2 separate regions of the Homo sapiens genome follow, and region 1 is linked to region 2. The links are chromatin loops, found by intact Hi-C in ENCODE. Cell type or tissue: heart right ventricle. All regions are shown on one strand. Links, peaks and the distances in the headings refer to the core of each region. The heading gives the core; the rest is flanking DNA.

Region 1 (14,413 bases), core at 1,842-9,841, 580 kb before region 2:
GTTAAATGGTATAGAAGGGTAAGAAACAAGAACTTGGGGGCTACACAAGACAGAACTGGCCTTGAAATAACTCAGATGCGCAGAACTTTCCACAGGCTGTACATCAAGGGAGACGGCAGACTGGAGACAGAAAGCTTGCCTGTCTGTCCTTGGGCTCTGGGTAGGGCAAGATTTTACCTGGATGAGTCCATGTGCACTGGCCTGCATGTCATCTAAGTTAGAATTTGAACTTGCCCTACTCATGTTCCAATTGAGAAACTGAACAATCAGGCCGGGTGCAGTGGCTGTAATCCCAGCATTCTGGGAGGCTGAGGAGGGTGAATCACCCGAGGTCAAGAGTTTGAGACCAGCCTGCCCAACATGGTGAAACCCCATCTCTACTACAAATACAAAAAGCTGGGCGTGATGGCAGACGCCTGTAGTCCCAGCTACTCGGGAGGCTGAGGCAGGAGACTTCGCTCGAACCTGGGAGGCAGAGGTTGCAGTGAGCCGAGATCGCACCACTGCACTCCGGTTTGGGCAACAAGCAAAACTCTTGTTAAGAAAAAAAGGTAGACACAGCATGAGTCCACTTATATAAGGTACCTAGAATAGTCAAACTGATAAGAGACAGAAAAAAAGTAAAACGTTGGTTATCAGAGCTTGGGGGTAAGGGGGATGGAGAGTGAGGGTTAATGGGGACAGTTTCAGTTTGGGAAGATGGAAAAGTGCTGGAGATGGATGATGGTGATGGTTGTACAATATTTTGTTTTTCTCTTTTTTTTTTTTTTGAGATGGAGTCTCGCTCTGTCGCCCCAACTGGAGTGCAGTGGTGCAATCTCGGCTCACCGCAACCTCCACTTCCCGGGTTCAAGAAATTCTCCTGCCTCAGCCTCCTGAGTAGCTGGGATTATAGGTGCACACCACCATGTCCAGCTAATTTTTGTATTTTTAGTAGAGATGGGGTTTTGCCACGTTGGCCAGGCTGGTCTTGAACTCCTGACCTCCTGCCCGCCTTGGCCTCCCAAAGTGCTGGTGTTATAGGCGTGAGCCACCATGCCCAGCCTGGTTGCACAATATTTTTGATGTAATAAATGCCACTGAATTGTACCCTCAAAAATAGCGAAAATGGCAAATTTTATGTTACGCATATTTTACCACAATTAAAAAAAAAAAAGTGTAGGATCCACTCCCAGCTGGTGCTCTGGCCCTGCCCTGGCCCCACAGTGGAGGAAGGTGCTTCTCTCCCATTAACGTGGACACGCCTTGACCAGGACTTTGAGCGTGTGGTTTTTCCCTTCCCTAGCCCGGGCCTCGGACCTTCTATGACAATCCGCTTTCCTCTTATATGTGATTTTACTTTCCCAGACTGGAACATTTGCTTTCTGTTCACTTTACTGAACAACACTTAGACATCCAACCTCTCTCTGTCCTCTCTCTTCCCTGAAGCTTCCTTGGCACACAACACACCTAGGCAAGCCTGGGTGGGTACAGGAGTGGTTCACTGCATCCCTGGAACAGGCTCAGGGGTTTTCGGGCATAAAGGCCTCCTCCCTGGCTTGATGGTCAACCTGTGCCCAGTGTCACATCCATCAAATGACTTTGTATTTCACAGCTTCTCTTCCACCCCCACTCTCTTGGGAGAGGTCAGGCCCTTCCAGCCCAGAGTGGGGGTCAGTGTGGACCTGGGATTTGATGTATACTCTAAGCTTGGGGAAAAAAAATGGTTAAAAAGTCCCCCAAGGGCAGCAGGAAATCGGGCTCTGGTCCCAGATGCATTTGTGATGAAAGGGATTAGACTCTGCAGCTCCTGTTAAAATCAACCACCGCGTCCATGGGTTGATCCAAGAATTCTGTGCAAAGTCTGTAAAACTCCGTCCTTGGTCTTGCTTGCTTTAATGACAGTCTTTCACATTTTTGTCCTAACATGTTTCTTCTCAGCCTGATTTTTTTAACAAACTGGCAACTTTGAAATGTAAAACAGTGAAATCTAGAATTTTCTCCCAGAGAAAACTTTTCCAGAGAGAACACACACACACACACACGCCCATCAATTGAGAACCATATGCTAAGAGCAACTATGTTTACTTTACAAAAGAATAATGTCTTGGCTGGGCACGGTGGTTCACGCCTGTAATCCCAGCACTTTGGGAGGCCGAGACAGGCAGATCACTTGAGCTCAGGAGTTTGAGACCAGCCTGCGCAACATGGTGAAACCCTGTCTCTACAAAAAAAATTAGCCGGACGTGGTAGCATGTGCCTGCAGTCCCAGCTACTCAGGAGGCTGAGATGGGAGGATCGCTTGAGCCTGGGAAGTGGAGGTTGTGGTGAGCCAAGATTGCGCCACGGCACTCCAGCCTGGGAGACAGAGTGAGATGCTGCCTCAATAACAATAATCACAACATCTTGAAATAACCGTTTCTGTCTCTTTCTTGCCACTGGAGACAGAAGAGTTAGCCAGGTTGCAGTTTTTTTTCCCGTTCCTCACTCCTGGAGACACCCAGGCCACTGGGTTCTGAGCTCCTTGTCTCCAGGGAGTTAAGATGAACATGCTAGAGTCAGCTTGCTTCAAGTCTCAGCTCTACCATTTGCTAACTTTGGGTAAATCATTCAAGCCTCAGTTTCCTCATCTGTAAAACAAGATTATCAATGTAACTACATCCTACATGGAGTAGGCAGCAGACTACAAGGGTCTCTCGAGACCAGCAGAGGCAACATAGTCTTGCTCTGTCACCCAGGCTGGAGTGCAGTGGTGCGATTATAGCTCACTGCAGCCTTGAACTTCTGGGGCTCCAGCGATCCTCCTGCCTTATCCTCCCAAGTAGCTGGGACTACGGGCACATGCTATCACGCCTCACTAACTTTTTAACTTTTTCATAGAGATGGGGTCTCGCTCTGTTACCCAGGCTGGTCTCAAACTCCTTGCCTCAAGCATTCCTCTTGCCTCTACCTCCCCAAGCAGTGGGATTACAGGCGTGAGCCACTGCACCTGGCTAATTTTTAAATTTGTAGCAGAGATGGGTGTCGCACGATGTTGCCCAGGCTGAGTCTATATTTTCATACGGTCATTATTCCCCATGTTAAACTTAGAGGCAAAGTCTTATTATTATGGTTGTAGTTGAGAAAACCTGGGCTCAGCAATATAATAAGGTTCATCTGAGGTCAGCCAGTTTATAGCACACCTGAGTTGGGACTGGACCCCACCCCCCCACCCCCCCACCGACCCCCCGCCCTCAACTCTTCTGTCGGGTATAAGGTGCTGCCTACATAATGCAAAATATCCACAGTAAATTACAGCGAGGTGAGGCTGGAGCTGTAGTCTGCATGACAAAGCAGTCTTTAACACACAAACACACTGCAGTAATCACTGTGTACAGTATTCCCCTGTGAGAGTTAGTTGGCTTTTAGGTTGAAAATAAGCTGAGTCTCTGAAACAAGAAACATGTCAGATTGCTTTGCCAAAAAGAGATTCACACAATTTTTTTTGAGACACTGTCTTGTTCTGTTGCCCAGGCTGAGTGCAGTGATGCAATCATGGCTCACTGCAGCCTCGACCTCCTGGGCTCAAGTGATCCTCCTGCCTCAGCCTCCTGAGTAGCTGGGACCACAGGCATGCACCACCGCACCTGGCTAATTTTTTATTTTTTGAAGAGATAGAGCCTCACTATGTTGTCCAGTCTGGTCTCGAATTCTTGGGCTCAAGCAATGCTCCCGTCTCAGCCTCCCAAAGTGCTGGGATTACTGGGATTACAGGCATGAGCCATAGCACCCGGCCTCAGACACGTAGGACGAAATCTCCAAACTGCTTCTCTATAAAGGACAGAGGGTGACTCAAGAACATGAGCTCGGCCAGGTGTGGTGGCTCATGCCTCTAATCTCAGCACTTTGGGAGGCCAAGGTGGGTGGGTCACTGGAGGTCAGGAGTTCGAGGCCAGTCTGGCTAACATGGTAAAACCCCATCTCTACTAAAAATACAAAGCCAGGCACGATGGCAGGTGCCTGTAATCCCAGCTACTCAGGAAGCTGAGGCAGGAGAATCACTTGAACCTGGGGGGCGGAGGTTGCAGTGAGCCGACATAGCGCCATTGCACTCCAGCCTGGGCGACAGAGTGAAACTCCATCTCAGAAAAAAAAAAAAAAACGTGAGTTCAAGGAACCTGACCCTCACGCTGTCTTATTTCCACCTTGGGCGTTTATTTCCTTGTTTATTTGTGTTTCTTTTCTCCTCCCCAGAAAGCTGACTTCATGAGACCGAGGATCTCGTTCGTTGATCGATGCTACATATTCAGCATGTTAGATAATGAGGTTGGTGAGATTGATGAAATCCCGCCCACCAGGGCCGACCCACAAAGAGCCACTTTATGAAGAACATGCTCCTGAACTCCACTCCACAACCAGCTTTTGAAAAGAAAAATCTGAAAAAATTTGACCTCAGTTAAACTGGTCCAAATGCCTGAGCATAACCAAAATCTTTCCTCATTCACTCTTCACGTGGACCGTGTTTAATTTGGTTGCTGGTGATCATATTTGTTTTAGTAAAGGCTGTCACTCTATCTTGGGCGAAGATTTGGGTTCTGTGGACTGATGTTATTTTATTTTGTTATTTCATTTTATTTATTTTAATTTTAATTTTATTTATGTTATTTTATTTTATGTTTTACTTGAGACAGGATCTCACTCTGTTACCCAGGCTGGAGTGCAGTGGTGTGATCACAGCTCACTGCAGCCTCAAACTCCTGGGATCAAGTGGTCCTCCTGCCTCAGCCTCCCGAGGAGCTGGAACCACAGATGCATGCCACCACGCCCAACTATTTTTTTTTTTTTTTATTTTTGGTAAAGACAGGGTCTTGCTATGTTGCCTCGGCTGGTCTCTAACTCCTAGGCTCAAGCCATCTTCCCACCTCAGACTCCCAAAATGCTAGGGTTGCAGGTGTGAGCCATTAGATGTCGTGATTTAAAACAAAAACCTCTTCTGTGTTTGACACGGGGCCTTTGCACTCGTGCTCTGGCCCTCTGCCGTGGTGCCGCAGTTCTCACTCTGGGATTTTTATTACCTCTGACGTGCCTTCCTGTGGTGACATCTATAGGCAGCTGCATAAATCATGCCCACAAAGAAGGACAAACCGAGGAGCCTGGAGAAGTCAGGGTTCCTCTGGAAATAAATATTCTGTATTCTGTTGCACGCACACATATGTGCCCTTTTCTTTTTTTGAGATGGAGTTTTGCTCTTGTTGTCCAGGCTGGAGTGCAATGGCATGATCTTGGCTCACTGTTATCTCCTCCTCCTGGGTTCAAGCAATTCTCCTGTGTCAGTCTCCTGAGTAGCTGGGATTACAGGCACCCGCCACCATGCCTGGCTAATTTTTTTTGCATTTTTAATAGAGATGGGGGTTTCACCATGTTGGCCAGGCTGGTCTCGAACTCCTGACCTCAAGTGATGCACCCACCTCGGCCTCCCAAAGTGCTGGGATTACAGCCACGATGCTTAGCCCATATTTTCTTATTATCAAAAATCCTAATACTTTATATAGCCTCTAACCCACAATTCCCCTTCCATGAACTTAAAATGTTTACAGAAATTGTGGAGATCTCCCCTTCTTATGGCCAAGATGGATAACCCTTCTTGCCTTAAATACCTACAACTGTACAAAACATAGGAAACAGCAGTTTCTTTTCGTTTTTGAGAAGGGTCTTGCTCTGTTGTATAGGCTGGAGTACAGTGGCAAAATCAGGGCTCATTGCAGCCTCAACTTCCCAGGCTCAAGCGATCCTCCCACCTCTGCCTCCTGAGTAGCTGGAACTACAGGTGTGAGCCAGCATGGCTGGCTAATTTTTATAATTTTTGTAGAGATGGGGTTTCACCGCATTGCCCAGGCTGGTCTTGAACTCCTGAGCTCAAGCCATCTGCTCACCTCAGCCTCCCAAAGTACCGGGATTACAGGTGTGAGCCACCAAAAGCTTTAATTCTTTTTTTTTTTTGAGATGGAGTCTTGCTCTGTCACCCAGGCTGGAGTACAGAGGCACTGTCTCGGCTCACTGCAACTTCTGCCTCCCCAGTTCAAGTGATTCTCCTGCTTCAGCCTCCCAAGTAGCTGGGATTACAGGTGCTCACCACCACGCCTGGCTCATTTTTGTATTTTTAGTACAGATGGGGTTTTGCCGTGTTGGCCAGGCTGGTCTCAAAGTCCTGACCTCAGGTGATCCGCCCACCTCGGCCTCCCAAAGTGCTGGGATAACAGGTATGAGCCACCACACCCGGCCCACTGCTCCCTTTTGACCAATAATTTGGGAATGTGATTTTAAAAAAGCTTTAATTCTTTATATAGCCTCTAACTCACCCTTCCAGGAACTTAAAATGTTTTATTTTTTTCTTGAGACAAGGTCTCACTGTGTCACCCAGACTGGAGTGCAGTGGTGCCAACATGGCTCACTGCAGCCTGGATCTCCTGGGCTCAGGCAGTCCTCCCACCTCAGCCTCCCGAGTAGCTGAGACTATAGGCGCACATTGTCATGCTCGGCTACTTTTAGTATTTTTATTTTCTTGGAGAGATTGGGGTCTTGCTGTGTTGCCCGAGCTGGGTTCGAACTCCTGGTCTCAAGCAGTCTTCCCCCTTCAGACTCCCAAAATGTTGTAAAAATTGTGGAGACTTCCCCAACTTATGGCCAAGATGGATTAACCCTCTTGCCTTAAATACCTAGAAAACCGTACAACACATACGCAAAGGCAGTTTTTAGACACCGGTCAATAGGTGGCACTAAAGACCATGATCTCCGTTAGGGGAGAAACCAATGAGGCAAAGTGTTTCCAGCTGCCGCGGGAGGAGGGCAGCCGGGCAGAGCCCAGTGTTCTCCCTGAGTGCAGGAGACAGAGCTGAAAGTGTGAGCAGGCCTGGCCAGGTGCGGTGGTTCACGCCTATAATCCTAGCACTTTGGGAGGCCGAGGTGGGTGGGTCACTTGAGGTCAGGAGTTCGAGACCAGCCTGGCCAACATGGTGAAACCCTGTCTCTACTAAAAATACAAAAAATTTAGCTGGGCGTGGTGGTGCATGCTTGTAATCCCAGCTAGTCAGGCGGCTGAAGCATGAGAATCACTTGAACCTGGGAGGTGGAGGTTGCAGTGAGCCGAGATCGCGCCACTGCCCTCCAGCCTGGGCCAGAAAGCGAGACTCTGTCTCTAAAAAAAAAAAAAAAAAAAGTTTGAGCAGGCCAAAGCAGCTGGAATTTGCAGGATGGAATCCTGCGGGAGAGATATGCAAAAAAACCCAAATTCTGCAGCTTTGCAAAGGAAACCTCTTGACTCTGAAGCTGAGTGGGATCACCTCACACATGGAGGAAATTACCCGAGCAAGACTAGGGGAAGGAATCACACAATAGAAACAGGCAGAATAATTCCAAAGTCCACAAAAAGCTGGGAACCGTTCGTGTTTCCAGCAGGCAAAGTGAAAAACCTCATAATACCTGGGGCATTGAATCAAGTGTTCAGAGGGGCGTTGCCTTCGTGGTGCGGCAGAATTGGCCCTAGACTAAGGGTTGGTCTAGTTCTGCAAGTCTCAAAAGGACCACGCATCTGGGTGCGGAGGTTCACGCCTGTGATCCCAGTACTTTGGGAGGCCGAGGCGGGTGGATCACCTGAGGTCAGGAGTTCAAGACCAGCCTGGCCAACATGGTGAAATCCCCGTCTCTACTAAAAATACAAAAATTAGCTGGGCGCGGTTGTGCGCACCTGTAGTCCCAGCTACTAGGGAGGCTGAGGTGGGTGGATCGCTTGAACCCAAGGGGCAGAGGTTGCAGTGAGTTGAGATTGTGTCACTGCACTCCAACCTGGGTGACAAACCGAGTCTCACTCTCAAAAAAAAAAAAAAAAAAAAAGATTACGCTATTTCCAAGTCACTTAACCATGTCCCAGAATAAGCTCAAGAATATATTTTTTAAACAAGAATATTCAGCACCCAACCAGGTAAAATTCACAATATCTGGTGCCCAGTAAAAAATCACCAGGCATGGCAGGAAGTGTTGGCTCACACTTATAATCCCAGCACTTTGGGAGGGTGAGGCAGGAGGATTGCTTGAGGCCAGGAGTTCAAGATCCAGACTGGGCAACATAGCGAGATCTCATCTCTACAAAAGTAAAACTAAAAAATTAGCCAGGTGTGGTGGTGCACACCTGTAAGCCCAGTCAGTTGAGAGGCTGAGGTGGGAGGATTGCTGAAGCCCAGGAGGTTGAGGCTGCAGTGAGGTATGGTGGTGCCGCTGCCCTCCAGCCTGGGTGACACAGCAAGATCCTGTCTCTGAAAAAAAATAATCATCAGGTATGCCAAGAAGCAAGGATTATATCCCAGGAAGAGGAGAAAAATCAATGAAATGAAATGACAAAGATAGAACTAATAAAGAGATTAAAACACTTACTACAACTATTTGGTATGTTCAAGAAGGTAAATGAAAATATGAGCATGTTATGGGTAAGTATGATGGCTCACACCTGTAATCCCAGCACTTTGGGAGGCTGAGGCGGGCGAATCATGAGGTCAGGAGTTTGAGACCAGCCTGACCAACAAGGTGAAACCCCGTTTCTACTAAAAATACTAAAATTAGCTGGGCGTGGTGTTGCACGCCTGTAATCCCAGCTACTCAGGAGGCTGAGGCAGGAGAATCTCTTGAACCCGGAGGGCGGAGGTTGCAGTGAGCCAATATTGCGCCATTGCACTCCAGCCTGGGCAACAAGAGGGAAACTCCATCTCAAAAGAAAAAAAGAAAGAGAAAAGAAAACTCGCTGGGCGTGGTGGCTCACACTTGTAATCTCAGCACTTCCGGAGTCTGAGGCAGGTGGATCACTTGAGGTGAGCAAGGTGTCAGAGCCCCAGCACCAGGAAGTGGTTGATTGGAGGGTTGGTAAAAAGAATTTGCTGACATCAGGCTGGGCATGGCGGCTCACATCTGTAATCCCAGCACTTGGAGAGGCCAAGGTGGGTGGATCACTTGAGGTCAGCAGTTCAAGACCAGCCTGGCCAACGATGGCCAGGAGAAATGTAGCGATGGTGTAACCCCATCACTGCTAAAAATACAAAAATTAGCTGGGCATGGTGGTATGGGCCTGTGATCCCACCTACTCGGGTGGCTGAGGCACGAGAATTGCTTGCACCCAGGAGGTGGAGGTTGCAGTGAGCCAAGATGGCACCACCGCACTCCAGCCTGGGGCACAGAGCAAGACTCTCTGTCCCTCAAAAAATAAATCAAATAAAAAGAAGAAAACTGATGTTCTGAGAGATTAAGTGAATTTCCCAAGGGCAGACAGCTAGAAAAGCCCAAGATAGGATGGGATCTCCTGTCTCCTGAGCTTCTTTCTATCCATTCAAGGTCATATCTAGATAAGAACATGAGGGTTTTTTTTTAATTATTATTTTTTAGAGACAGGTTCTCGCTCTGTCACCCAGGCTGGAGTGCAGCGGTACAACTATCTCACTGCAGTCATGAATTCCTGGGCTCAAGCAATCCTCCCACCTCGGCCTCCCAAGTAGCTGCAACTGCAGGCACGCGCTACCATGCCTCGCTAACTTTTTACATTTTTGTAGACATGGGGTCTCGCTCTGCTGCTCAGGCTGGTCTCAAACTCCTGGCCGGCAGCAATCCTCCTGCCTCGGCCTCCCAAAGTGCTGGGATTCCAATTGTGAGCCACTGCACCTGGCCAACATGAGAGTTCTTGGGGCTTTGGAACAATTCTCTGAATTCAACTCTGACATCTGTCCCGGGTCATTGAAGCTTTTGGGCGACAACATCTCTTCCTTGATGGTTTTCTTTTTGTTGTTTTTTATTTGTTTTGTTTTTTTTGTTTTGTTTTGTGTCTTTGAGACAGTTTCGTTCTTGTTGTCCAGGCTGGAGTGCAATGGCGTGATCTCAGCTCACTGCAACCTCCGCCTCCCGGGTTCAAGCGATTCTCCTGCCTCAGCCTCGTGAGTAGCTGGGATTACAGGCGCCCGCCTATAATTTTTGTATTTTTACTAGAGACAGGGTTTTACCATGTTGGCCAGGCTGGTCTTGAACTCCTGATCTTAGGTGATCCACCTGCCTTGGCCTCTCAAAGTGCTGGGATTAGAGGTGTGAGCCACCGCGCCCAGCCAGTGTTTTTTTATTGGATGGTTTTTCCTGGGTTCTGAATCTCATGGGGATGTCTGCCCAATACAAGGAGACCCCCCCCACAAAGAGAACCCACATCATGGACAAGTGAAGACAGATAAAAATATGGGACCCTGGAGCGAGAGATGCCAGCTCTCTCATTATGTGGGGTTTAGTTGCAATTTCTCCTTAATTAACTCACTTAAGTCTTCATTAAATGTTGCCTCCAGCTCATCCGTAAGTTGAGACGGAGCCGCTCACATTTCTTGTTCATGAAAAAATCAGCGTCCTATACCATTTTGTTTCTTTTCTGCTATAGCATTTCACACATGCCTAAGCAGTTTGGGGCTCTCCGTATGTGTGTGTGTGTATATATATATGCATATATATATATATATCATTAGGTATATATACGTGTATATATACGTATATATATATTACGTATATATGCGTGTATATATACGTGTATGTATATTATTACGTATATATACGTGTATATATACGTGTATATATATATTACGTATATATACGTGTATATATACGTGTGTATATATATTACGTATATATACGTGTATATATACGTGTGTATATATATTACGTATATATACGTGTATATATACGTGTGTATATATATTACGTATATATACGTGTATATATACGTGTGTATATATATTACGTATATATACGTGTATATATACGTGTGTATATATTATTACGTATATATACGTGTATATATACGTGTATATATTCACGTATATATACACATATATACGTATATATATATTCGTATATATACGTGTATATATACATATATATACACACATACACACATACATATATATACACACACACATATATACACATACATATACATATACATATATATATTTATTTATTTATTGTTGTTCCTGCTGAAAAAGTGAAACATTGATTTAGTGACCACAGAGTTGGCCAGAGAGCAAAAACAGCAAGAACAGGTTTTGGGTGAAAACTGCTGGAGAACTTCTTGGCAAGAAGTCCTCAAATGGGGTAGCCTGGAGGTGGCTCGCTAATGCTGACACCAAATGTGTGTGCCACAGGTGGTGGTGGTTATAGTTGTTGCTGGTTTTTAGCAGGATGGGAGGGAGATGTGCTTTAAGAATCCCAGTTCTGGCCGAGTGCAGTGCGGTGGCTCACGCCTGTAATCCCAGCACTTTGAGAGGCTGAAGTAGGCAGATCACCTGAGGTCAGGAGTTCGAGACCAGCCTGGCCAACACGGTGAAACCCCATCTCTACTAAAAATACAAAATTAGCCGGGCTTGGTGCTGCGTGCCTGTAATCCCAGCTACTTGGGAGGCTGAGGCAAGAAAATGGCTTGAACCCAGGAGGCGGAGGTTGAAGTGAGCTGAGATCGCACCATTGCACTCCAGCCTGGGCAACAAGAACGAAATTCTGTCTTAAAAAAAAAAAAAGAATCCCAGTTCTTGGGGAGGAAGTTGGAATAGAACCAGTTGGGTCATGTGATAGACACTTCCACTGTGTTTTCCAAAGGAAATTTACATTCAGGAAGGAAAACATGTTGAAGAGCGGAAGGAGAGCCAAGAGAGTTGCTCAGTACTTGGGTAATGCATTTCTTATTCAGAGGAAAGTGAGTTTAGCAGGGAAGGAGGGTTCCAGTTCCTCTCTCACCAGTGCTTGGCATGGGTCAGCCCTCCTCATTTTGGACATTTTCATTAATGTGTATTGGCATCTCATTGTGGTTTTATTTATTTATTTATTTATAATTTGTTGTTGTTGTTAGAGACAGGGTCTCACTATGTTGCCCAGGCTGGTCTCAAACCCCTGGGCTCAAGTGATCCTACCGCCTCGGCCTCCCAAAGCATTGAAATTGCAAGCATCAGCCACCACACTCGGCCTACTTTTTAATTTAAAAAAATTTTTTTAGAGACAGGGTCTTGCTATGTTACCCAGGCTAGAGTACAGTGGCTGTTCACAGGCACGAACATTGCACACTACAGCCTCAAACTCCTGAGCTCAAGTGATCCTCCTGCGTCAGCCTCCTGAGTGGGTGGAACTGCAGGCGTGTGCCCCTGGGCCCTCACAGTGGCTTTAATCTGCATTCTCTAATGATGAATAACGTTAAGCATCTTTTCATGTGCTCGTTTGCCATCCATACTGAAAGTTCGTTTTAAAGACAGGATCCATACACCAGCATGTTTGTATTGTGAAAGAAGGTAAATTCTCAGGACCCCAAACTCACTATGCCAAAGAGAAAGTCAAGCTTGGAAACTGAGTCATGCAATACTGCCTTCCCTTTTGTTCCCAAATGGAGAGCTGTATTTTCATAACCCCATGTTCTAGCCTCATGCATAAGCCAGGTGCCCACCAAGACAGAACGTTACGTATCTTCCCAGATGGCTCCCTCACAAGTTGCTCACAAAGTGAGCCCCTAATTCTTTCAGGATACATCTCCCCCTATAAACTAGCCCTAAAAGCAAGTTCTGTTAAATCTCACACTGACAATGTCGATTACCAGCTTATTTTCACATGGATAGGACAAGGACAAGATCGTAAATCATCCTTCCACCTACCCTGAGATAAATGCAGCATGGCCCTATTCCCCTACTCCCTCTTTTCATGTTTACTTTATGTTATGTAAAATGCAGATTTACTGAGCTCAAGATGAATGCAGCATAAACTCTTTACTCCCTCTTTTCACGTTTATCTTATGTAAAATGTGGATTCACTGGGCTTAGGATGAATGCATCACAGACTCTACTCCTTTTCAAGTTTACTTTATCTTGCGTAAAATGTAGATCTACTGAGCTCAAGATGAATGCATCATGGACTCCTCTACTCTTTTCACATGTTTATCCTATGTAAAATGTGGATTTACTGAGCTCAAGATGAATGCATCATGGACTCTTTACTCCCTCTTTTCATGTTTATCTTATGTAAAATGTAGATTTACTGGGCTTGAGATGAATGCAACATGGACTCCTCTACTCCCTCTTTTCATACGTTTATCTTATGTAAAATGTAGATTTACTGAGCTCAAGATGAATGCATCATGGACTCTTTACTCCTTTTTTCACATATTTACTTTACCTTATGTAAAATGTAGATTTCCTGAGCTGGAGAGGAATGCCTCATTGACATGTAAAATGTAGATTTATTGATCGCTAATCAGAGCCTTGGGAGAATGGGACCATTTGCCTCTCTGCCTACCCTCCCTTCCTTTATCCCTCCTGCTTGCTCTTTCCCCTTTAAATAGTGAAGTTCCCAAACCCTCTTTGGAAACTCACAGGTCACAGATGCTCCTGTGGCTGATGTTCCTCCCGGGCGTGTCCTCAAACTGCTGCATCAACCTCAGTCAATGGGGACTCATGACTCATTCCCTTTTTCGGTTAATATTATGTTAATGGGAAAGATCTATTAGGGAGAGAGAAATTGATGGCACAGGAGAGGGAAGAGGGAGTACGTGGAGTGACGTGCTTGAGAGGGTGGCAGGAATGGAATCCAGTTTAGATGGCTGAGGGGCTGGCTTTAGATAGGATGTGGATGGTTCATTTTTTTTTTTTTTTTCTCAAGATGGAGTCTTGCTCTGTCACCCAGGCTGGAGTGCAATGACATGATCTCAGCTCACTGCAACCTCCACCTCCTGGGTTCAAGCGATTCTCCTGCATCAGCCTTCCAGGTAGCTGGGATTACAGGTGCGCACCACCACGCCCAGCTAATTTTTTGTATTTTTAGTAGAGATGGGGTTTCACCATGTTGGCCATGCTGGTCTCAAACTCCTGACCTCATGATCTGCCTGACTCGGCGTCGCAAAGTGCTGGAATTACAGGCGTGAGCCACTGTACCCGGCCTGATGGTTCATGTTATAGCTAAGGCAGGAAGGCAGAGTGAGTGGATGCAGAGGCTGGGAGAGGGCCGATGTTGTCTAGGGAACCTGGGGACACTCTCCTCTGGTCGTTAGTATTTTCTCAGTTAAGGAGAAGGCAAGGTCATCTGCTGAGGATGAAGACATGTTGGGGTTTGAGAAGGAGATCAGGAATGCAAGAATGATCTGGGGAACAAGGGGGGCAAAGAGGGGGCCAGGTGCTGTGGCTCACACCTGAAATCCCGGCACTTTAGGAGGCTGAGGCAGGAGGGTCGCTTGAGCCCATGAGTGCAAGACCAGCCTGGGCAACATGATGAGATCCCGTCTCTACAAAAAATAAAGCATTAGCCAGGCATGGTGGTGCATGCCTGTGGTCCCAGCTCCTGGTTGGGGGGGATGCTATGGTAGGGGAAATCACTTGAGCCCAGGAGGTTGAGGCTGCGGTGAGCTGTGATCGCACCA
Region 2 (16,118 bases), core at 3,738-11,737:
CAAAATAAACAGTCATAATTACAACCCACTGAATAATTTAAGAATCTATAAATCCATATTGACAGTAAGATGTAGGGATAAAAAGCTCTTTTTTATAGGAGAATGACAATTAATGTAGAAGAAATGATGAATTTAGAAAAATCACAATTTTGGCCAGGTGCGGTGGCTCATGCCTGTAATCCAACCACTTTGGGAGGCCAAGGCGAGTGGATCACCTGAGGTCAGGAGTTCGACCAGCCTGGCCAACACAGCGAAAACCTGTCTCTATTAAAATTACAAAAAACTAGCCGAGTATGGTGGTGCAGGCCTGTAATCCCAGCTACTCGGGAGGCTGAGGCAGGAGAATCACTTGAACCTGGGAGATGGAGGTTGCAGTGAGCCAGGATCCTGAGACTCTGTCTCAAAAAAAAAAAAAAAAAAAAGAAAGAAAGAAAGAAAAAGAAAAATCATGATTTTGCCACCATCCTGGTAATAAGTGATTCAGACAAGAATCAATGGATGCTGTACTGCCAGATGAGAATTCAGAGAGGGATAGGACATTTACTTACTTGTTTTTTGTTTTGTTTTGGTTTCTTTTTTTTTTTTCTTTTTGAGACAGAATCTTGCTCTGTTGCTTAGGCTGCAGGGCAATGGTGTGATCTCCACTCACTGCAACCTCCAACTCCCTGGTTCAAGCGATTCTCCTGCCTCAACCTCCCGAGTAGCTGTGATTACAGGTGTGTGCAACCATGTCCAGCTAATTTCTGTATTTTTAGTAGAGACGGGGTGTCACCGTGTTGGTCAGGATGGTCTTGAACTCCTGACCTCAGGTGATCAGCCCGCCTTGGCCTCCCAAAGTGCTGGGATTATAGGCATGAGCCACTGCACCTGGTGGGATATAGACATATATATTTATTTAATTTATTTTTTAAGACAGCGTCTTGCTCTGTCACTCAGGCTGGAGTACAGTGGTGCAACCCCAGCTCACTGCAACCTCAGCCTCCTGGGCTCAAGTGTTTCTCCTGCCTCAGCCTCCCAAGCACCTGGGACTACAGGTACACACTGTTACACCCAGCTAATTTTTATATTTTTAGTGAGATGGAGTTTTGCCAGGTTGCCCAGGCTGGTCTCAAACTCCTGAGCTCAAGTGATCCGCTGGCCTCGACCTCCCAAAATGCTGGGATTACAGGTCTGAGCCACCACGCCCGGCCTGGGACAAGATATTTAAATGGTCTCAAGGCTGGCAGTCACCACCTCAGCCAAGCAATCAATGTTAATATAACCAGAAATGGGACAAACTGGCATCATGTATCCCCTGATATGATACACTAGGAAGGATGGTTGTCATGGACCATTCCCGCCAAAAATGCAAAACATAAATCTAATCATGGGGAAACCATCACACAAATGCAAATTGAAGGCCCTTCTACAAAATATCTGCACTGTCCTCTTCAAAATGTCAATATCATGAAAGGAAAGAACGGCTGAGAAACTTAAAACTTGAAGGAGACCAAAGAGACACAGCAACTAGATGTAACGCATCATCCTGGATTGGAGAAAAAAATTGCTAAAAAGGGTATTACTGGGGCTGGGCACAGTGGCTCACACCTTGTAATCCCAGAACTCTGGGAGGCTGAGGCAGGCAGATCACTTGAGGTCAGGAGTTTGAGACCAGCCCGGTCAACATGGGGAAATCCTGTCTCTACTAAACATACAAAAATTACCTGAGACCGGGCCTGGTGGCTGACGCCTGTAATCTCAGTACTTTGGGAGGGTGAGGCAGGTGAACCACAAGGTCAGGAGTTCCAGACCAGCCTGGCCAACATAGTGAAACCCCGTCTCTACTAAAAATAGAAAATTAGCCGGGTGTGGCCGGGCGTGGTGGCTCATGTTTGTAATCCCAGCACTTTGGGAGGCCGAGGCAGACGGATCACGAGGTCAGGAGATCGAGACCATCCTGGCTAACACGGTGAAACCCCATCTCTACTAAAAATACAAAAAATTAGCCAGCAGTGGTGGCGGGCGCCTGTAGTCCCAGTTACTCGGGAGGCTGAGGCAGGAGAATGGCGTGAACCAGGGAGGCGGAGCTTGCAGTGAGCCGAGATTGTGCCACTGCACTCCAGCCTGGGCAACAGAGTGAAACTCCATCTCAAAAAATGAAAATTAGCCGGGCATGGTGGCGGGCACCTGTAATTCCAACTACTCAGGAGGCTGAGCCAGTAGCACCGCTTGAGCCTGGGAGACGGAGGTTGTGGTGAGCTGAGATCACGCCACTGCACTCCAGCCTGGGCAGCAAGGGTGAAACTCTGTCTCAAAAAGAGAAAAATAAAATGGTTCGGGGAAAAAAAATACATGTGCATATATATATATATATATATATATATATATATGCAGGGGGGAGGGAGGGAGGGAGAGAGAGAGAGAGAGAGATACAGCGCATGTGACCAGATGAGTCACAGCTGGTGACTCTAGGTAAAGGATTCATGGGAGTTCTTTGCACTGTTCTTTCAAATTTTTGAAATATCTCAAAATAGCTTTTTTTTTTAAGGGAAATATGGCTATGGAGGCTCAGACTGTGCCAACCCACCAGTCACCACCAATCCTGCACAGCCCCGTGAGGGGGTTTCTGTAGATGTAGAGGGGCCACCCATAGGCCGCTGCTGCAAACTGCATGTAATGATGGCAGTTTTCTAATTCTGCATCCAGATCAGCTTCCTACAAGAGAAGGACAAAAACTACTGTTTATTAAGGGAACTCCTGACACAGAGGATCAACACACTGAGACCTGAAACCTGAACTCATTCCTGACTCTTCCTGCTCCTTCGTTGAATAGAACTCTCAGACGCCCACAGGCAAAACTGCTCCTTCAATAAGGATGACATGGACTCCTCATTTTTTTTTTTTTTTAGAGTCTCGCTCTGTCACCAGGCTGGAGTGCAGTGGCACAATGTCAGCTCACTGCTACCTCCGCCTCCCAGGTTCAAGCAATTCCCCTGCCTCAGCCTCTCAAGTCGTTGAGACTACAGGCACCCGCCACCACACCCGGCTAATTTTTGTATTTTTAGTAGAGACGGGGTTTCACCATGTTGGCCAGGCTGGTCTCGAACTCCCGACCTCAGGTGATCAACCTGCCTTGGCCTCCCAAAGTGCTGGGAAGCCAGGCGTGAGCCACCACGCCCAGCCTGACTCCTCATTTTATAGGAACACAGCAAGCACGGGGAAGTTAACAGTAAAAAACACTCCAATGACTTCTCTGCTGTTTTTGCTGAAATGAGCCGGCGCTTCCTATCTAGATGCCTGAAACTAGTACATTTCCATGCCACTGCCACACACGAGCTGTCAAGAACTGAGTGGCTTAACCCGGAGCAGCGAAGATACATACCGTCTACGTGCAATTTTCTTTCTCAAAAACATAACAACCTGTGGCAGGAAAATTATCACCAAGCAAAGCTGAACTGCTTCTGCCCCCAGCCCCAGAGAAGAAAGCAAACACACCCAGGGAGAATCGCAGTCCCCATCCCAGGAGGAATTGTTCTAATGCATAGAATTGAACAGCAAATTTCCTAAAACATAAGCCTTCAAAGATATGATAAATGTGGCCGGATGCAGTGGCTCACGCCTGTAATCCCAGCACTTTGGGGGGCCAAGGCCGGCAAATCACTTGAGGCTAAGAGTTTGAGAACAGCCTGGCCAACACGGTGAAACCCCGTCTCTGCTAAAAATACAAAAATTAGCTGGGCATGGTGGTGCACGCCTGTAGTCCCAGCTACTGTGGAGGCTGAGGCAGGAGAATTGCTTGAAGTCAGGAGACAGAGGGTGCAGTGAGCCAAGATCATGCCATTGCACTCCAGCCTGGGTGACAGAGACTCTGTCTCAAAAAATAAAATAAAAAATAAAGATATGATGGATGATAAAGTGGCCAGGAATGGGTTCCCACTACCTGAACTCCAGTTGATAACGAAGATGCCTCACCTGACAGGTGATGCAATACAACCAGTGGAAGCCGCCAATCAGATTCCAACCCTGCTGCTAATGAAACTGCTGTAGGGTCCTAGGCTTAGTACCTGGGTGACAAAATAATCTGTACAACAAACCTTCGTGACATGAGTTTACCGGTGTAACAACCCTGCTCATGTACCCCTGAACCTAAAATAAAAGTTAAAAAAATGAAAAATAGGCCCGGTGTGGTGGCTCATGCCTGTAATCCCAGCACTCTGGGAAGCCGAGGCAGGCAGATTACCTGAGGTCATGAGTTTGAGACCAGCCTGGCCAACATGGCAAAACCCCATCTCTACTAAAAATACAAAAAATTAGCTGAGTGTGATGGTATGCGCCTGTAATCCCAGCTACTCAGGAGGCTGAGGCAGGAGAATCACCCGGGAGGTGGAAGTTGTGGTGAGCCAATTGTGTCATTGCACTCCAGCCCGAGCAACAAGAGCAAAACTCCATCTCATAAAAAGAAAAAGAAAAAAAGGGGAGGGGAGGCTGGGCACGGTGGCTCACGCCTGTAATCCCAGCACTTTGGGAGGCTGAGGTGGGCAGATCATGAGGTGAAGAGATGGAGACCATCCTGGCTAACACGGTGAAACCCCGTCTCTACTAAAAATAAGAAAAAAAATTAGCCAGGTGTGGTGGCAGGCGCCTGTAGTCCCAGCTACTCAGGAGGCTGGGGCAGGAGAATGGTGTGAACCTGGGAGGCAGAACTTGCAGTAAGCCGCGATTGTGCCACTGCACTCCAGCCTGGGCGACAGAGCGAGACTCCGTCTTAAAAAAAAAAAAAAAAAAGGTGGGAGAGGGGAGGGAAGGGGAGGAGGGGGAGGGGAGGGAGGGGAAAGGGGAATGAAGGAAGGGAGGAAGAAATTGCTATAGGTTAGCTGTATGATTCTGAAGACCCACCAAAAGGTGTAAGTGTCAGAACTGGACACTCCATGAAGCCAGGCTCACCTGGGAGCTCCCTGGGGCATGGCAGACCACCTGGGCAGGCTCTTGGTTGTTCCTGATATTGTCCTGTTGCTGATGAAGCAGGGCGAGGCCCGCCGCAATGTCGCTGGGCACCAGATCTGTGTCCTGGGTGGGAAACCACAATGGCCTGTCATAAAACCCAGCAGGCACCACCCCCGGGTTCCCTAAAATCCAGTCTTCTATAGTTGATAGGCATTCACGCACACACAGACATTTCTAGACACAGAGGTATGTTAAAAAGACTGCTCCTGGCAGGAGTGCTTCTCTATGTGACCTGAATATGTTTTCACATCCTGCCCTCAGACAAGTCCACTGGAGAATATAAAAATGCTATTCGTCTGTCTTAAAATTTCACTTCATGTGACTCAACTATTTTTAATCTACTTCAAATATTTTGTAAAGTGGAGAAATCAATGGATAAATTGTCCGTTTTTGTAGCAATGCACCATTTTAGCCCACGTTTATACTCTCATTTCTCAAGATGCTGGGAAGGTTTTGTTGAAACACAGTGGATGGTAGAGATTTATGAGACTAAACTCATACTCACAGGGTATGGCAAGCCTCATAAAGGACCCCAAGCTGGGAAAGCAACAGAGAGTGAGTCTTCTTAGGCCTGACATGTCCTTTTTCTCCAGGAAATGGAGGAATTAGGAATTCTCAATCACCTCCGGGTACTTGTAGCCCGTAAGAATGGACAATATACTGCCAGGTGCGATGACTCACGCCTGTAATCCCAGCACTTTGGGAGGCCGAGGTGGGCGGATCACCTGAGGTCAGAAGTTCGAGACCAGCCTGGCCAACATGGTGAAACCCTGTCTCTACTATAAATACAAAAATTAGCTGGGCGTGGTGGCAGGTGCCTGTCATCCCAGCTATTGTAGTACTCTAGCTACTCAGTACGCTGAGGCAGGAGAATCTCTCGAACACAGGAGGTGGAGGTTGTGCCAAGATGGCGCCACTGCACTCCAGCCCGGGTGACAAAACGAGACCTTGTCTCAAAAAAAAAAAAAAAAAGACAATATACTGGCCACTCAGCCACTGAGCCATCAGTTCTGCCTGTGATGTAGATTACGACATCCTCTAGAAATAACCAGCTTCTCTTCTTCCCTCTTCCAGATATCTTAAGACTAGGTTTAAGCACTTCTTTAAGTTACTGAGGGGACACGCTTCCCTCTTCCCTCTACGGAGGCTGCTGCTATGACTTGGTGTCAGGCTCCAGGACCAGCCCTGAATGGTGCCAAGTCGGATAGCACAGAGGTGGGAAGAGAGACTGGCAGGTGTGCAGGATAAGCAGAGAACTCTTCCTCCCTTACCTCATCTCAGTATGGAATTTAACAGCATTTAGCAGAGAATGTCATATAAAAAGATGACACGCTGCATGTGAAAAAAAAAAAACAAGCATTTTCAAATTGCGGAAGAACTCGCTCTAGAATGACGCTCCCTTCTGTGCTGCAATCATCTATTCAAACTGTCTTCCAAAAGTAGCATCGTCGATCATTTCCATCATGATACAAAGTGGTAAGAAGTCACTCACTATCTGATTCCAACCTCGATTCATGCCACTGCCTGTGCTTGGTATCTGCTCAACAGCAGCTGCAAATTATTCTCAAAGGGTACAGCGTCCGTTATGTGGTTCCTTACAGGCTAATCCAGCATTTTGACAGGGTAGTGAGTGGGTGTCAATACGAAGACATGTCCTATTGGGACACAGGGTCTGAGAAGGTGTGGCTCTTGCAGTTAACTGCTCCCTGGAGGGCTCATCACAGACAGAGGGTCTCCGGCCACCCCCCACACACCCAAAGACACCAGGTTCTCAAACGCGGTTTTATGGGAACAGAGGGACCGGCTCCATCAGAAGCATTTACTGAAACAGAAGAAACAGACCAAACCAGATCCCCTCGGCTTACTGAAAAGTAGGTTGAGAAAAGCTCTGCCGTACTCGAAAAAGCAACCCGAGTATGGTCGTCTTTCCCAATGCAACAGCACAAGAGCTTGATTCTGGTTTCCCACACGCTTGTAGCTGCTGTCTTGAGGCCATTAAGTAACTGGCTTGAATCATGACTATCCAGGTGGCTGGGGCCGGCAGAGGAATATGGAGCCATTTTCCCCCCAAGAGGGTCAAAGACAATGATAATGGAAACCACTGTGGCAGCGATGATGATCCAACTGCAAGACAGAGAGAGGAAAAGGCTCGGTGACTGCGGGCCCCAGCCCAGACGCAGATGTCCGGGGTCCCTCCTCCAGGTTCAGTTTCTGAGTCTCTACCACGGAGGGTTCTGTTACCGAGGAAGATGCAGCTCTCCTGGAACCTGCCTGAGGCAAGCAACTTTCTTCTAGAAAGTTCCTTATGAGGCTGGGCATGGTGGCTCACACCTGTAATCCCAGCACTTTGGGAGGCCGAGGCCGGCAGATCACGAGGTCAGGAGATCGAGACCAGCCTGGCCAACATAGTGAAACCCCGTCTCTACTAAAAACACAAAAATTAGCTGGGTGTGGTGGCACGTGCCTGTAGTCCCAGCTTCTGAGGAGGCTGAGGCAGGAGAATCGCTTGAACCAGAGAGTCGGAGATTGCAGTGAGCCGAGGAGGCGCCACTGCACTCCAGCCGGGCGACAGAGGGAGACTCCGTCTCAAAGAAAAAAAAAAAAAAGTTCCTTATGAATCAGTGGTTAACCCAGGCCCTGCCCTAACAGTAAAGGCCACAGAAGGAACAGGGAGGTGTCCGCTGGGCAGAGTTGCAGCCTGCGCCCGGATGCAGCGGGCACTTCTTCTCCATATGGCCCTGGGACCATGACATACGCCCTTCCCCTTCGGTGCCTCAGGGCTCTTCTCATGAAGGTATCACAGAGTACTCTGATAGGCCTCTCATCTATATGTTTAAATATTTCACACTGCAAGACGCCGGATTGAGGAGCACACGCAACCGGGAAATGCCCCTCCCGAAGGGGCTCTGCTGCCCCCTGGCGGTGTGACTCGAGAAACGCAGCAACAGCCCAGGTCTGATTCCTTATTTAGAACAGAGGGTGTTAAGGGGGCGGGACTGGATCATCTCTAAGATTTTTAGCCTAGAAAACACGAAAACCTTATTGTTCTAGAATATTATTCCCTGTCCCACTTCTGGACACCGTATCTCTTTTCATACCTTTAGTTTTAGTTTTTGCTCTGGTTTTGGTCTTTGGTTTTCTTCCGAATTCTTATAAGAGAAGGGTTAGGAATAAAAGACTTTAAGAAAAAAAGAAAAAAAAAAAAGAGAGAGAGACAGAAGGGAATGTAGAAAATAAAGAACCAGTAAGGAAAGAAATCTACATCAATACGTGCATAACGAAAGACGAGTTGTATTTCATGGACAAACAGTGTCTCTAAATTTTCATGAGTTACGCAGAAACTAACTCCAATTTCTAACTATTTGAGGAAGTCCGAGGGACGCTGGACTCTCTGTCATGTTAGAAGGGTTTGTTCACCTATGCCTCAAATCCACTGAAACTCAAAGAGAAGAAGGGAGATGTCACCTGACCACGACGGTTGCGATGATGCCGTTTACAACTGTCCTGTCGCACTGAACACCATCTGCCACCCAGGCAGCCCCCAGAGAGGCCCAGACCATCTCTGGAAAAAACAGCGCCAGGCGGATGTAAAGCAGCTTAGACATAGACTTCCGCGGTCCAGGGTTACAAATCGTTCCTGAAATACAAAAAACGTTCCGACTGCTCAGTTGCTTCCTCAGAGATGAAGAGCTTCCTTTTTGCAAAAATACAGCTTTTGCAGAGCATACATTTGTACTGTGCACACCCGCCTCCTGACTTTTTCTACTTATAATTGGTAATCAGCACCTAAGTCAGACAGCAAGTGAGAAAATGAGGATGGGAAACGTGACAAGAAGTCCTGGGCTCTTTTTTAAGATTTAGCAGGGATTAAAAACACTTCTGGGTTCTCACTGGGGTGACAATATAATCATGGCCCAAACTGGTATACTTCTGAGAGGAAAAAAGGGGACTATTAATAATTATGCTGGGGCCGGGCACGGTGACTCACACCTGTACTCCCAGCACTTTGGGAGGAGGCCAAGGCAGGTAGATCACCTGAGGTCAGGAGTTCGAGACCAGCCTGGCCAACATGGTGAAACCTCATCTCTACTAAAAATTAAAAAATTAGCGAGGCGTGGTGGCGGGCGTCTGTAATCCTAGCTACTTGCGAGGGAGGCTGAGACAGGAGAATCGCTTGAACCCAGGAGGCGGAGGTTGCAGTGAGCTGAGATTGCGCCACTGCACTCTAGTCTGGGTGACAGAGCAAGACTCCGTCTCAAAATAATAATAATAATAATAATAATAATAATAATAATAGTAATAATTATGCTGAGACAACAGGCACAAAACAGAACTGTCCCAGGCAAACAGGGATATATGGTCACCCAAGTTCTAACAGCCATGAAAACAAGCTCCACGTCCCTTTGAGACCTACATTGTTCTAGACACCAACCTAAAACACTTTATGTGCGTAGTTCTGTAATCCCCACAATGACTGGGTTAGTCATTATCTCATTTTACGTATGAGCAAGCAAACTGAAGCTCAGAGAGCGTAATAGCTACCATTCTTTTTGGAGACAAGGTCTCACTCTCTTGCCCAGGCTGGAGTGTGGTGGCACAATCATGACTCACTGCAGCCTCCACCTCTCAGGCTCAAGTGATCCACCCACCTCAGCCTCTCTGGTAGCTAGGACTACAGGTGCACACCACCACGCTGAAATAGGCCTCATAGTCCCATAGACAGTTGTTTTTTTGTGGGCGTTTTTTGGTTAATTTTTGTTTTTGTTTTTTTAGATGGAGTCTCACTCTGTCGCCCAGGCTGGAGTGCAGTAGTGTGATCTCAGCTTACCACAACCTCCGCCTCCCAGGTTCAAGTGATTCTCCTGCCTCAGCCTCCCTAGTAGCTGGGATTAGAGGCATTACACCTGGCTAATTTTTGTATTTTTAGTAGAGACTGGGTTTCACCATGTTGGCCAGGCTGGTCTTGAACTCCTGACCTCAAGTGATCTGCCCGCCTTTGCCTCGCAAAGTGCTGGGATTACAGGCATGAGCCACAGCACCCTACCAGGAAATAGCTTTTAAATTCAAAAAATTATCTTCTGTTAGAATGACTGAAATAGTTACATTTTAAAATATTAGGCACTAACATAAAGAAGGATGAGTTCATGTCCTTTGTAGGGACATGGATGAAGCTGGAAACCATCATTCTGAGCAAACTATCGCAAGGACAGAAAACCAAACACCGCATGTTTTCACTCATAGGTGGGAACTGAACAATGAGAACACTTGGACACAGGGTGGGGAACATCACACACCGGGGCCTGTAGTTGGGTGGGGGAGGAGGGAGGGATAGCATTAGGAGATATACCTAATGTAAATGACGAGTAACGGGTGCAGCACACCAACATGGCACATGTACACATATGTAACAAACCTGCATGTTGTGCACATGTACCATAGAACTTAAAGTATAAAAATAATTTTTAAAATGCAAAAATAAATAAATAAATAAAATATTAGGCACTAACAGCCTCATTTTTGGCACAAAGACAAAATTTTATAAGCTAAATAATTGTAACACTAACCTCTCTGAGGGGGAAAGGGTGCAGGTATGTGGAAAAAAAAAAACACAGTCCTATATTTGGAGCTTGTTATAACAATAGCCAAACACCCCAGAGAAACAGGAAACAGTATCTGCATACACACTGCTTCCTGGAGGGCTGGGATTCTAAAAACAGACACATCCTAATGTCAGCAGCACCTGGACTTGAAACTCCAACTGTGATGACAACTGCTGATACTGCATTAATGAAATACACAGACAAGGAATCAAGAGATGGAGTTGCTCTGATTAAGGTTCCAGAAAATAAGATATTGATCCCAGCACATTGGGTGGCCAAGGCAGGAGGATTGCTTGAGCCCAGGAGTTCGAGACCACGCTGGGGAACACAGAGAGACCTCATCTCTGATTATTTTTTAAAAAAGATAATGATGATGATGATGATGATGATGGTACTGAGAAAATCTCCTTTACACGGTTTTGCCTGCCTAGAAAAAATTTCTGGCCGGGTGCGGTGGCTCACGCCTGTAATCCTAACACTTTGGGAGGCCGAGGTGGATGGACTGTCTGAGCTCAGGGGAGGCCAAGGTGGATGGACTGTCTGAGCTCAGGAGTTTGAGACCAGCCTGGCTGACATGGTGAAACCTCATCTCTACTAAAATATAAAAAATTAGCCAGGCATGGTGGTGTGCTCATGTAGTCCCAGCTACTCAGGAAGCTGAGGCAAGAGAATTGCTTGAACCCAGGATGCGGAGGTTGCAGTAAGCCAAGACTGTGACACTGCACTCCAGCCTGGGCGACAGAGTGAGACTCTATCTCAAAAAGAAAAAAAAAGAAAAAAAAAAAAAGAAAAACTTTCCCTTTTATTTTTCCTTAAGAAAAACAGATGCTAGTATGGACCTGGCTGCCGCAGCAGGCTTCCTAAGGTCGCTGGCCCCATAACCGACAAGCACAGCTGCATTCCTAAATGTAATGTCCTCACCACTGTCTTGGTTAAGTAACCCTATCATCCATCATCAGACACAGCCACTTATGGAAGAGCAATGAAAGGAAGGCCTAGGTCCCAGAATCAGTACACTCAACTCCTATAGCCAATGCTGCAATCTTCTCTGACCCAGCTTAGCAATGAGCTCTTGGGATACAAACACAGAGGAGATACAAGGAGGCATCCCACAATCAAAGCCACACATGGCACAAGGCAGACTTTGTATGTCAAAAGGGTTCTTCTGTCAAAACATGGTAGTCATAAGGGTGGACCATCTCCAATCAAACCTCCCACAAGGTGCAACAGTGGGATTTCATTTGGGAGGTTTTCAAATTAAAAATAGAAACTAGGCCGGGTGCGGTGGCTCATACCTATAATCCGAGCAATTTGGGAGGGCAAGGCGGGTGGATCACCTGAGGTCAGGAGTTCGAGACCAGCCTGGCCAACATGGCAAAAACCCATCTCTACTAAAAATACAAAAATTAGCCAGGCATGGTGGTGGGCGCCTGTAATCCCAGCTACTCGGGAGGCTGAGGCAGGAGAATCGGTCGAACCCAAGAGGTAGAGGATGCAGTGAGCTAAGATCACGCCACTGCACTCCAGCCTGGGTGATGGAGAAAGACTCTGTCTCAAAAAAAAAAAAAAAAGAAAGAAAAAGAAACTACCACAGTATCAAAGTTTTCCTCAAATGCCGGGTGCAGTGGCTCAGGCTTGTAATCCCCAGCACTTTGGGAGGCTGAGGCGGCAGATCACCTGGAGTTCAAGACCAGCCTGACCAACATGGAGAAACCCCATCTCTACTAAAAATATAAAATTAGCCAGGTGTGGTGGTGCATGCCTGTAATCCCAGCTACTTGGGAGGCTGAGGCAGGAGAATCACTTGAACCCAGAAGGCGGAGGTTGCGGTGAGCCGAGATCATGCCATTGCACTCCATCCTGGGGACTCAAAAGCGAAACTCCGTCTCCAAAAAAAAAAAAAAAGTTTTCCTCAATTGAGCTACAGAAGAAGAGGATCAGTCTTCTGGATGGAGAGGACTGAATTCCACCTGCTCCAAATGTTCCCTCCACATCTTGTGATGTTCCTTTCAGAGAGGAGTATCAGCCAAAAGCTAAAGAAGCATTCTTTCAGCTCAGATGACAGGCTACTGGGACTTGATTTACGAAACAAAAGGGACAACAGAAGTTAGCTATGTCGGCCGGGTGCAGTAGCTCATGCCTGTAATCCCAACACTTTGGGAGGCCATGGCGGGAAGTTCGAGACCAGCCTGGCCAACATGGTTTCTACAAAAAAACACAAAATTAGACAGGCATAGTAGTGTGTGCCTGTAATCCCAGTTAATTGGGAGGCTGAGCCAGGAGAACTGCTTGAACCTGGGAGGCGGAGGTTGCAGTGAGCTGAGATCCCACCACTGCACTCCAGCCTGGGCAACAGAGCAAAATTCCATCTCAAAATCAATCCATCAGTCAATCAATCATTTATATTTCCTTTACATGTTCATGTTCTTTGCCCATTTTCCTACTGACCATTGGTTTTTTCTTTGTTTTTTTTTTGAGGGGGGGACGGAGTTTCCCTCTTGTGAAAGTGCTGGGGTTACAGGCATGAGCCACCGCTCCCAGCTTTCGATACATATTTTTAATAAGGCATATGACGTTATGTGTAACAAACTGACAATTTTTTTTTTTTTTTTGAGATGGAGTCTCGCTCTGTCGCCCAAGCTGGAGTGCAGTGGCGCGATCTCGGCTCACTGCAAGCTCCGCCTCCCAGGTTCATGCCATTCTCCTGGCTCAGCCTCCCAAGTAGCTGGGACTACAGGCAGCTGCCACCACGCCTGGCTAATTTTTTGTACTTTTTAGTAGAGACGGGGTTTCACCATGTTAGCCAGGATGGTCTCAATCTCCTCACCTCATGATTCGCCCGCCTCGGCCTCCCAAAGTGCTGGGATTACAGGCGTGAGCCACCGCGCCCGGCCACAAACTGACAATTAAACAAACATTTTTTTCTTTTTTTTTTTTTTGAGACAGAGTCTCACTCTGTCGTCCAGGCTGGAGTGCAATGGCGCGATCTCGGCTCACTGCAACCTCCGCCTCCCGAGTTCAAGCGATTCTCCTGCCTCAGCCTCCCGAGTAGGTGTGACTACAGGGGCCCGCCACCACGCCCAGCTAATTTTTTGTATTTTTAGAAGAGACGGGGTTTCACCGTGTTAGTCAGGATGGTCTTGATCTCCTGACCTCATGATGCACCCGCCTCAGCCTCCCAGAGTGCTGGAATTACAGGTGTAAGCCACCGCGCCTGGCCTTCAATACATATTTTTAATAAGGCATATAATGTTATGTGCAACAAACTGACAATTAAACGAACATGTTTTTATAAAATACTGTTTTCAGTTTGGCTGGGATATCTCTACCCACAAGTTACAGAAAATTCAACTCAAACTGGCTGAAAAGCAGGAAGGGCCACAATGACTCGAGCGACTGAGTGCAGAAGCAAGACGGCATCGGGGCTGCCCTGACCGAGACAAGCCTCCATCTCCTTGTGCTTCTCCCAGCTCTCCCCTGCCCTGTATGTCAGCTTGCCCTGCGCTGTGAGTGGAGACACAGCTTCAGCCAGGAGAGCGACGATAAATGGCTTTTGGATCCTTCCTAGAGGGGCAAGGAAGCACTTCCCCAGAACCTTCCACCAAACTCTCCCTGACTCTCACTGGGCCAAACTGGGTCACGTGTCCATTCCTGAACCAATCACCAATACGTGAGCCCGGCCTAGGGTCTGCTTCTCTGACGCATACTTGGTATGTGTGGGATGGGGGCAAAACAAAACGGGGTTCTGTTTGGAGGAGGCTGTGGGATAGACAACCCAGAACACTCCGACAACCCACAGATGACTTCTGAGCTCTGACCACAAGTACATGATGATGCAAGCATTGTACGAGTGTCTAGGAAGAGGGAACGGAGTGAATATGAGCATCCCTCACAGGGAGGTAAAGACGTCCCAACACCAAAAATATCTCAACACAAACAAACATGTAAGGAAAAAAAAAAGTACACCGACTGCTTCCACTCTGACCCTGCTATTACAGCCACAAACTCAGTGGTCTAACCAGAATGTGAGATGAACAAAAAAGGGCAAATAAGTTAGATAATGCTGTATCTGAAATGACACCAGTCTCAATACTTCACCTTCAATAAGAAGCTTCCCAGCGCTGAAGCCACACTGTACACATGGTTTCTTTCTTTCCTTAAGCATCTGGCACCAATGACAGCCTACATTTGGGGGCCAACACAAACGTGGAGCCTCCATCAATCCAGCCTCCTTGCGTGGATGTTTCTAGAGGCATACTAAAATACACAGAGCTAGCTGGGTGCAGTGGCTCACACCTGTAATACCAGCACTTTGGGAGGATGAGGTGGGTGGATCAGCTAAGGTCAGGAGTTCGAGACCAGCCTGGCCAACATGGTTCAACTTTGTCTCTACTAGACCAGGTGCAGTGGCTCACGCCTATAATCCCAGCACTTTGGGAGGCTGAGGCGGGCGGATCACGAGGTCAAGAGATGGAGACCATCCTGGCTAACACAGTGAAACCCCGTCTCTTCTAAAAATACAAAAAAAAAAAAAAAAATAGCCAGGCACGGTGGCGGGCGCCTGTAGTCCCAGCTACTTGGGAGGCTGAGGCAGGAGAATGGCGTGAACCCGGGAGGCGGAGCTTACAGTGAGCCGAGATAGAGATAGTGCCACTGCAGTCCAGCCTGGGTGAAAGAGCGAGACTCCATCCGGAAAAAAAAAACAAAAAACAAAAAAAACAAAACAAAACAAACAAAAAACTTTGTCTCTACTAAAAAAAAAAAAAAAAAAAAAAAAGAAACTGTCTCTACTAAAAATACAAAAAAATTAGCTGGGTGTGGTGGCACGTGCCTGTAATCTCAGCTAGTTGGGAGGCTGAGGCAGAATTGTTTGAATCTGGGAGGCAGAGGTTGGTTGCAGTGAGCTGAGATTACGCCATTGCAGTCCAGCCCTGGGCAACAAGGGCAAAACTCTGTCTCAAAAGAAAAAAGTAAAATAAAATACACAGAGCTCTGTTTTCTATGTTACTGTGGTAATCAGGCACATGCCACTCTTGCTGGTCATCCCAAACCCTAAGGTCTTTTTCTCATGAAAGATGTTGCTGCTAACATTTCTACCCTCTACATTGCTCCTATGAGCTAACACCTTTTACATTTCAGTCCTTTATTCCAAACTGTCAAGATCTTGATGCCGTCACTCACTGTATCACCAGCGCCTCCCAGTGCACCTCACCACCAGCATATATCTGATATGCATACCTCGTCCATCCCAATTCAAGCAGTGACAAAGGACTAAAACATGGCGGATGGTGGCATGTCACACAGCCCTGCCTCTGACCAATGAATCATTTCTAAGAATGCATTCCTTTATTAGTCACCACAGTGCTCACATCATCCTATGAAGCAGAGGAATCCAACAGGGAAGGTTTCCAACACTTCTGGAGACATTCTCAGATAAATGGTTATCTACAGAAAACTGTAACACATATAAAAAATATGAAGAATAGGTGATCAGACGCGGTGGTTCACCCCTGTAATCCTAGCATTTTGGGAGAC

What was found. A loop is a pair of places that touch in the nucleus more often than their neighbours do. Peaks named below come from ENCODE experiments on the same cell type or tissue, not always from the same donor. Only the 100,000 strongest peaks of a DNase experiment are listed, where the experiment ranks them.
Region 1: it touches region 2 in a loop (5-fold over the local background); 15 of 110 quality-filtered maps call a loop at or near these places.

What each region holds. Positions count from the first base shown.
Region 1 is chr7:5,849,895-5,864,307 of GRCh38, forward strand. It overlaps the pseudogene ZNF815P and a transcript of OCM not described here. Among named protein-coding and RNA genes, the nearest start is that of OCM, 24 kb to the right of the region's middle. In heart right ventricle, for the core only: CTCF peaks have their summits at 6,701 (motif pointing right) and 6,902; a DNase peak (open chromatin) is centred at 6,802.
Region 2 is chr7:6,427,914-6,444,031 of GRCh38, forward strand. DAGLB (diacylglycerol lipase beta) reads right to left here. Exons shown (of 15, transcript NM_139179.4): 3 at 8,449-8,620; 4 at 6,849-7,107; 5 at 4,924-5,046; 6 at 2,567-2,694. Among named protein-coding and RNA genes, the nearest start is that of DAGLB, 12 kb to the right of the region's middle. RefSeq lists an enhancer at 8,613-8,722 and a silencer at 11,432-11,632. In heart right ventricle, for the core only: CTCF peaks have their summits at 7,906 (motif pointing left) and 8,109; DNase peaks (open chromatin) are centred at 7,898 and 8,480; H3K4me3 peaks cover 1,527 bases; H3K27ac peaks cover 5,219 bases.